2 separate regions of the Homo sapiens genome follow, and region 1 is linked to region 2. The links are chromatin contacts, found by Hi-C or POLR2A ChIA-PET in ENCODE. All regions are on one chromosome and are shown on one strand. The core of a region is the stretch at or near the end of the contact, and the rest is flanking DNA. Distances in the headings are between cores, read along the strand shown. Region 1 overlaps FBXL13 (F-box and leucine rich repeat protein 13). Region 2 overlaps FBXL13 (F-box and leucine rich repeat protein 13).

Region 1 (4,244 bases), core at 558-3,057, 57 kb before region 2:
GTTTCACTGTGTTAGCCAGGATGGTCTCAATCTCCTGACCTTGTGATCCGCCCGTCTCGGCCTCCCAAAGTGCTGGGATTACAGGCGCGAGCCACCGCGCCCAGCCTCTCCTTTCTTGAAGTTAGGAGACCTGGGATCTATTTCTTGTTATGCTACTAACCAGTTGTGTAACCTTGGAGTTACTTGGTTTTTCTGCCTCGATTCCTTCACCTGTAGAATGGCTAGGCTGGGCTAAATAACCTCTAAGGTCTTTTTCAGCTTTAGGATTTTGTGTTTCTAAATGGTAACTAGACAAGATAACCAAAAAAGGAGCAAGATTGGAGAAAAAAGAATAGTGAATCTTATTTTGGAAAGGCCAAATTTCAGGTTGCTGTGATACATCTGGGTACAAATGACAAGAACAAATTGGAAGTAGAAGTCTGGTCCTTGGAAGAGAGCTGGGAGTGAAGGTATAGATTTGGAAGTCTGTCAATAAACGTTAATTGGAACAACAAGAGTTTTGTGACCAGCTAAACCAGTTGTGAATGACCAGATTATGTATCAAAATGAATTGGAAACAGTTAAATTCAAAACTGTGATGCACTTATATTTGGCTGATTCCATTTTCCTTTATTGTATGGAATAATAAAGGGCAGGAAAAGCCTGACTTTTTAGTGTTGGCTGAATTCTATGGTGTAAATACTCTCACCATGGCCTATTTTAAGCTACCAACAGGAAGTTGGGAAGAGATATGCAGTAGCACATTATTGTGTAATATTCTAGAGAAATGATAGACATTAATATCCTCAAGAACATAGATAATGCTAATGTGGTAAAAATGAGGAAGTGACACATTTTGAGTATGTACTACCTTGGTTTTTAATATAAGAATATCATTTGTGAAACTAAAGTGCTATACTACATATGGTTAAAAAAATTGTTGCATTTTGTATTTGAAAAAATATGTGGTTTTAAGTATCATTTAATAAGGAGGAGTTCTAGTGGAAAAGTAGTTATGAGTCAAAAAAATCACAGTGCAATTCCTGCTTTTCTGGGTCAGTTATTGTGCCTCAGTTTCCCTGTTAGAGGAATGGTTTGTGTCCTTTCTGAACCAGACTTCAACCTGTGTTGAAAAAAAATTGTAGAATTTATGAAAACATTTTTATATATCTTGTAAATCGGACTTATATAAATTTAAATGGTTGTTAAAATTATTCATTGGAACATAACAGTTATGTTCATAGTGAAAATTAAAAATTAAAGAAAGTAACAAACACCTATTGTTTAACATCCACAGCTTAATATAATCTCTTTGTAGGCAAAATGTATAAGGATGTTTATTATATTAAGTGGTAAAAATGAAACATCTGGCAAAAATTTTTAGATCTTGAAGAATCAGATGACAAAGTGATGAGTCTCAGGGGACTAAGATCGTGTTTCCTATTCCTGAAAAAAGGGTTTGAAAAAATTTTATTCTTTCTGGAAACATACTTATTTTGGTTTCTTATTCTCTTCTCCCTATCTTGTGAAATGACACAGAATTTCATGAACTGCTTACAAAACTCTATTTTGGTCTTGGACCTGGGTGAGCATGTGGTTAGAACTGTAGCTGTAAAGCCACCATCTAGTTCAATAAATCTAGACAAACCAAGTAGCTCTGTGGATCATTGTGTTGTAAGAAAAAAGTATTATGGTTGTGATTTTCTCAGTAATACAAGGGAAACTATGAACAATTTGGCCACTGGTTGAGGAAAAGAACCAATTAGTGTATTCTAGAATGGCAAAGTTTAGGATGGATCAGCCTGCTTCTGACAGATCCCAGCTCTGAGTCATTGTGCAGTAAATGCACACAGAGTTGGCAAGCATGCAAGCCTTCCTGGCATCTGTAGGCTTCACTCAGCTTGTGTCCTGGTTCCTCACTCACACTGGAAAATTAATTTTTTTTTAATGTTTGGTTGTCCAGTGTTTTTATATAAATATGGCAATGTTTAACAACTGACCATATTGACTGCCATCCCGTTGAAACTACTAATTCTAATTTATATTCTACAAACAATTCATTCAACAACTACTTGGTCTATTAACAAACACTCTGCACCAGGCACTGTGCTGTACTGTAAACGATACAGTTATGGCTAAGATGCTGTCCATGCTTCTTGGGAGGGAAACTAGACATGTGTGCAGGTAACTGTCATATAAGGCAGAGGATATAAAATGCAGGGAGAGTGTAGACCACAGGCTTTGGTGCTCAGATGTAAGAGTTAGAAACATGTCTACCTGAGGTGATCAGGGAGGACTACCAGCAAGAAGTGCGTAGTGAATGGATAGGATTTCAGACCATAGAGATGGGGATGGCTGTGAACAATATATAGACCTAGACAATACAGGATCATCTAAAGAGGGATTGGCAGGACCTCGAGAAAGACAATTACCAGACCTCTCTTCCTGTCCCTATAGAGGACATGGTATTTGAGAGTCTGTCAAACCCTCGTAGCACAGTCCCTAGGAAGTGTTGCTATTAAAGATGCTTGTGGTGCATTTGAATGCAATAAAACAATGTTCCATAATAGTTTTGAAGGAAAGCTTTGTTTTTCTCTCCAACAGTTCATTCTACTTGCTAAGTCAGGCTCCTTTGAGTTCACTAAGAGGACATAAAAATATATGGATATTACTAAAGTCATCACACTACCTATTAGTCATTGGATGCAGTGCTGTGAGAATGTGAGAAACAGCTGGAGGTGGTACAGAAACACAGCATGGGCCATGTCTATCTCAGATGGATATTTCTGGCTGCCTTAGAGGGTCTGGCTCTGCATATATGTCTTTTCTGTGCTGCTGAGCTAGCTGACTCACAGGCAGTTTTGGAGGAGTGGGAAGTGGAAGCTTCATATGATGTTATCATCCCTGTCACTAAGTCTCTTCCTTCTTTTTACTACCTTAGAGCGGCAGAGGGATCTGAGCTAGTCCTTTGTGCTTTGCACTTTGGTCTTTAGTAAGTATGTGGCTCACTGACAACTCAATTCCTTTACAGACAGGTCTGTCTTCTCATGATGATGGGTTGAGACCCACCCAGAGGCAGCTGGAGAGAATTTTCCTGTGATCACCAAAGCTTTTCTGCCCCCATCAGCAGCAGTAGCTGTCTGCTGGGACTTGTGGTTGGAACACCACTGGTGAGGCCAAGTTCCTCAACTTCCCAATCAGTGGGGGCTTAACCAGCAAAGGACAGGGTGGCAGGGCTCCAGTTGGTGTCAAAATGGAAGCCAAAATCACTTTACAACCAAACGGGAATCAGATCTCAGGTGTAAAAATCCTACACAGAAAATGCACAGATATCAGCTGTGATGAGACCTGGAATTTTAACTTGGTAACATATTTTGCTTTTTCCTTTAGAGAGGAATTTTTAATTTCAGACTTATATCTCTATTATTTTAGGAAGAGGAAGGACAACTAATGGTTGCTTGGCCTAAAAGATTCTGGGAGGAATATGTGAGTCATAAAATATTAGCCAAATATCTTTTTGGATATTCTAATGTAAACTGTGTAGGAAACTAAGTACTTCATGCCAGGACAAAGCTAAAGAGTCCTTCTCAGAGCCCTACCCCCCACCCCCCACTTTCTGGATACTAATCTTATTGGTTGATAGCATCAAGTTTTGGGCTGTGTTGTAAGGATCACCCAGCTGTGGCTGCTTTTTGCTATCGTTTTCCCTCTTGTTCAGGAAATCTTGTCATGAACGTGTTACAAAGACAGCAAGAGAGAAAAGATTGTATGTTTTATGAAAACCATTATTAGAGATATTAATGTTAGGGTTATGAACTAAGGTCTGGAATGGGGGGAATTTAGAATTGTCATAAAAAACAACAAAGGATGAGCTCTTGTCCTTTGCAGGGACATGAATGAAGCTGGAAATCATCATTCTCAGCAAACTATCACAAGGACAAAAAACCAAACACTGCATGTTCTCACTCATAGGTGGGAATTGAACAATGAGAACACCTGGACACAAGGCAGGGAACATCACACACGGGGGCCTGTCAGAGGGTGGGGGACTGGGGGAGGGATAGCATTAGGAGAAATACCTAATGTAAATGACGAGTTGTTGGGTGCAGCAAACCAACATGGCACATGTATACCTATTTAACAAACCTGCACGTTGTGCACATGTACCCTAGAACTTAAAGTATAATAATAATAATAAAAATTAAAAACAAACAAAAAACAGTTCTCAAACCTGGGGTTGTGTGTCATAATAGGAAGAGGTGGCC
Region 2 (4,743 bases), core at 1,618-4,117:
GTATTCTGAGGGCCATATATGGAAGCTCATTCTCCTCACTCCTGTGCTGAGAAGCATTCTTCATTCATTTTGGATACTCTCTCATCTTGAACTAATTCTGTATGCCAGATGTTGGCAAAGATAAATTAGACATGGATTCTACCCTCAAGAAGTTACAGTCAATGCAGAAGATAAGACACTTACATGAATAACTATAATACAAGTAGAAAGTGAGAAAGTTGCCTGGGCGTAGTGGCTCATGCCTATAATCCCAACGTTTTGGGAAGCCAAGGAGGAAGGATCACTTGATGCCAGGAGTTCGAGATCAGCCTGGGCAACATAGTGAGACCCTGTCTCTATAAAAATTAAAAAATGAGCCAGGCATGGTAGCATGCACATATGTGGAAGGCTGAGGTAGAAGGATCATTCAAGCCCAGGAATTTGAGGCTACAGTGAGCTATGATCATGCTGCTATGCTCCAGCCTGGGCAACAGAGCAGGACCCTGTCAAAAAGAAAGAAAAGCTTATAAGAATTTGAAAGCGCATCTCTTCCACAGAGAAGAATTGGGGAAGACTGTAGAATAAACCACATTTGAGCTGGTTTGAAGCCAAAGTTTATCCCTCACATCACCATCTAATTTTATAACAAATTTCATCATGAAAGTGTCTTTGGAAATATTTGTTTTGGTCCTTGGCCTTATCCCCCTTTCCCTTTCAGAGTTCTCTCCATGTTTTAAAACAGGGAGCTTCTCTGAGGCTGGGCCTTTGCTAAGCCTTGCTCAGCCTGGTTTCCCTGGCAGGGAAGGTGGGAATGCAAGAGTGGCATCTCCAGGAGGGGCACCTTCAGGCTCTGCAGAGTTTAGTTGTGGTGCCAGGCCATGACCAGTCCCACTTGCTCTGATGCCCAGTGGGAACAAGGCCATTGTTGGTGGAGTGTAGCTCTCCATCTCATGGGATATGCGAAGTAGATATCTTGGGATATGCCCAAGAAACTGAAGTTTTTGTATTTAGTTGATATCTTAAAATTGTGGAAGTTGCATTTTAGCCTTTGGGGCAGCCAAAAATGTCTTCATTATAGAAAATGGTTCTTGACAGCACATATTTTCCAGAATTACCAACAGGGAAAAACTCCCCAACTTTGCAGTAGAATTAATTGGGACCTAATGAGGCAAATAGTCAAGAGATGGTGTTATGAGTATGCAACACGAAGTGAGCTTTTCTAAGGCTAGAAGCTGCCACCTGTCAAAGTGGTTTAATTCAGGATTTTGGCAGAAGCACATTATTGTGACAGTCAATAAATGTGAGTGAAATTCAGTCTCCTCTACGTACCCTATTTAGGAATGTAGTCATTAAGTGCCTACACTGTGACTCAGCTCAGAAGACACAAGAAGGAATGATCTAACTCGCTAAGAGATATGGAAGTTTTCTTCCAGATTGCCAACACACAGCAAAATTGGCTGATACATGGGAAAGGAGCCAAACTTGATAATGTTTGCATTTTTATCTCTGTCTTTACTGTAAAAGATTTTGACTTGGAAGAAATTTAGTGTTGCATTTTCCAAGGAAAGAAAATCAGCAGCATCGATAGAAGTATGATTCTGCAGCATTGGAGCCAGAAGTGTATATTGTAATCTTATCTGTAGGGGGGAAATGGAATTTCATGAGTGATTATGTTGAAACATGCTTGCAGATTTAAGTACTTAATATGACTTATATGTGTTTAAAGGAAAACACGAATTCTAAGAGAGGAAAAGTTCTGACTTTAGTTCGCCAATCTGCCACTGATTTAGCATAAAGCCTTAGACCAATTTTTGTGCCTCAGATTTTCCATGGATGAGAATGGTACCATGAATGTATCATAGACCTTGTAATCATTTTTAAGTTAGTTTTAAATTTAAAACCTCTGAGAACATTTGTCTTTAAAGAATATTAGAGCTTTTAAAAAGGCATAAGGCAGATTTGATTCGAGCAGTCCAAGACATTGGCAGATGCTACTGAAGAGGGTTTTCAGACACGAAGAGCCTTGAATCTCCCTCTAAAGCTTGTTTCATCCTTCAATAAATTATTCTTATAGTTTAAATATTCTTTCTTGCTTTAATTTTTCTCTGGTTCCTCTAACTCTGTCCATTCTCTCTAACAATGTTAATGTCTCTAACAAGGGAAAAACAATGTCGGGGCCGGGCGCGGTGGCTCACGCCTGTAATCCCAGCACTTTGGGAGGCCGAGGCGGGCGGATCACGAGGTCAGGAGATCGAGACCATCCCGGCTAAAACGGTGAAACCCCGTCTCTACTAAAAATACAAAAAATTAGCCGGGCGTAGTGGCGGGCGCCTGTAGTCCCAGCTACTTGGGAGGCTGAGGCAGGAGAATGGCGTGAACCCGGGAGGCGGAGCTTGCAGTGAGCCGAGATTGCGCCACTGCACTCCAGCCTGGGCGACAGAGCGAGACTCCGTCTCAAAAAAAAAAAAAAAAAAAAAAAACAATGTCACCTTACTTCTTGCAACATAAAAATTCTTGTATTATTAAAAGAGACTTCTTAATTTTCTTGAAGACATAAAGGATCAGTGAACCAACTAGTATGTACTGAGCACTTACTGTGTTCTAATATGATGTTTGGGAAAGGGATATGAAAGCTAGCAGATTTCCAGGCAGTACAAGGGGCTTATTGCATTTTTATTGAATCTCCAAACTGAGATTCCAGGCCACTGATTCCAATAATTCAAAGGTAGATTCCTTTCTGTACCTCCTTGGGTGTGCCCCACTATGCTTGATTATCTCCAGTGACAGGTCCCAAGCTATCTCCTGACAAGCTGCCCCTTCTAATTTTTGCCATCACGTAGTTGCCAGACAAGACAGACTTTCATGCAGTACAGGAATGAGTCAAATACCCTAAGTGCTGAATCAGTTGAAAAAGACAAGTTCTGCATGAGATCAAAGAATGAATCACTGTTGGCTGTTGTGGTCAGGAAAAGATGATGACTTAGGGTTAAATAACCAATATCTTTCAGTTTTTCTCAAAGTACAATACATTTGTGCATCTTTATTATTATTGGTGTCATGTGCAAATCCTGATAGTAGTTAACATTTATTCTTTTTAATGGCTTAAAATTTTTAACTGACAAATAAAAATTGTATATATTTATGAAGTACAACATGCTGTTTTGATACACACACACACACACACACACACACACACACACACACATTGTGGAATGGTTAAATCAAGCTAATTAACATTCATCACCTTACATACTTATGATACTTTTTATGGTGAGAACATTTAAAATCCATTAGCAAATTTCAAGTATACAATACATCGTTACTAACTATAGTCATCATATACAATAGATCTCTTGAACTTTCTCCTCCTAACTGAAAAAACAATTGAATGTTTCACAAATCTGTGTCATCCTTGTTCAGGGGCCAGGCTAATCCCTGTATTTTTCCAATTTTAGTATCTGTGCTGCTGAAGTAAGCACTAGTTAACTTTTATGGGGTGCTTACTATGTGCCAAGCACTAGCCAGTGTGCATACTGCCTCTCAACTAACACAGTATATAAAATCTTAGAGATAGCTAGAGAATCTATTTTGTGCTAAGAGCCACATCACATATATATATATATATATAATCACATATATATAATATATATAATCACACATATATATAATATATATATAATCGCATATAATATATATATATATAATTTATATATAAATAAGAAGTATCTTTAGTAACCCATTAGGGTTACTAAAATCTAGTACTTACAACTAAAATTAATGGTAAACTACCATTTACTGAGGTCTCTAACTTTGTATTCTAAGAGGAGCTGCTTCATAATGAGGCAGAATTCTTAGAATGATTGAGCACATGTAGATAATTATAATAATTCTCACATTTTGGGGGAGGAAATTTCCTCCTTTTTCTTTTCTCTTGTCTTCTCTTTTCTTTCTTTCTTTCTTTCTTTCTTTCTTTCTTTCTTTCTTTCTTTCTTTCTTTTCTTTCCTTCCTTCCTTCCTTCCTTCCTTCCTTCCTTCCTTCCTTCCTTCCTTCATCATGGTTTCCAATTTCTACTCCTATTGCTTTTTAAATATATTTTTACAATTACGGTTAGGTTTACTTTTGTGGATTGTTTTGTTCTTGTATAACTGCTGAGTTGTAAACTTTTAAGTGTTATTTCCTCATGGATTCTTATCACTGAGTTATTTTTTAACTGAAAAGTAGGAATGAAAATTAAGAAGTATTGATATAAAGGGAATGATTTCCAGGCCTTTTTCTAGTCCTAGATATTTCAGGTGAACATTTCAGCATTTCAAAACAATGCTAGAGAGTAGATGTTATTTTCCCTAAGTTAAAAAAGAGGAGCTGGGCACAGTGGCTCATGCCTATAATCCCAGCACTTTGGGAGGGTGGATCACTTGAGGTCAGGAGTTCAAGACCAGCCTGGGCAACCTAGAGAAACCCCATCTCTACTAAAAAAAAAAAAAAAGAATTAGCCGGGCGTGGTGGTGCACGCCTGTAGTCCCAATAGGCACAAGAGGCACAAGATCACTTGAACCTGGCAGACAGAGGTTGCAGTGAGCTCAGATTGCACCATTGCACTCCAAGCCTGGGCAACAGAGGAAGACTCTCAAAAAAAAAAAAAAAAAGGAAACAGGCTCAGAAAGATAGTAACTTGCTAAGATTTAAGAGGTAATAAATGGTGGAAACGAAAGCAAAACTCGGGTCTGTCTGATTCCAAAGAATCTGTTCTTTCCATTACATTC

What was found. A loop is a pair of places that touch in the nucleus more often than their neighbours do. ChIA-PET counts read pairs that join two places held with the same protein, here RNA polymerase II (POLR2A).
Region 1: a map of gastrocnemius medialis shows a loop between it and region 2 (2.6-fold over the local background). The contact joins two enhancer-like sites. A Hi-C loop is called at or near these places in 1 of 168 maps with a recorded cell type or tissue (gastrocnemius medialis). POLR2A ChIA-PET finds 5 or more read pairs at or near these places in 4 of 52 experiments (AG04450, H1, activated CD4-positive, alpha-beta T cell and 1 more).

What each region holds. Positions count from the first base shown.
Region 1 is chr7:102,889,347-102,893,590 of GRCh38, reverse strand. All of the region lies in intron 12 of FBXL13 (F-box and leucine rich repeat protein 13), which reads left to right. Among named protein-coding and RNA genes, the nearest start is that of LRRC17, 22 kb to the left of the region's middle. Within about 2 kb of position 1,807, at least 11 of the 41 ENCODE cell types and tissues checked have a DNase peak (open chromatin) inside an H3K27ac peak, as active enhancers do.
Region 2 is chr7:102,833,320-102,838,062 of GRCh38, reverse strand. All of the region lies in intron 18 of FBXL13 (F-box and leucine rich repeat protein 13), which reads left to right. It also overlaps a transcript of FAM185A not described here and the pseudogene RNU6-1136P. Among named protein-coding and RNA genes, the nearest start is that of LRRC17, 77 kb to the left of the region's middle. Within about 2 kb of position 2,867, at least 3 of the 41 ENCODE cell types and tissues checked have a DNase peak (open chromatin) inside an H3K27ac peak, as active enhancers do.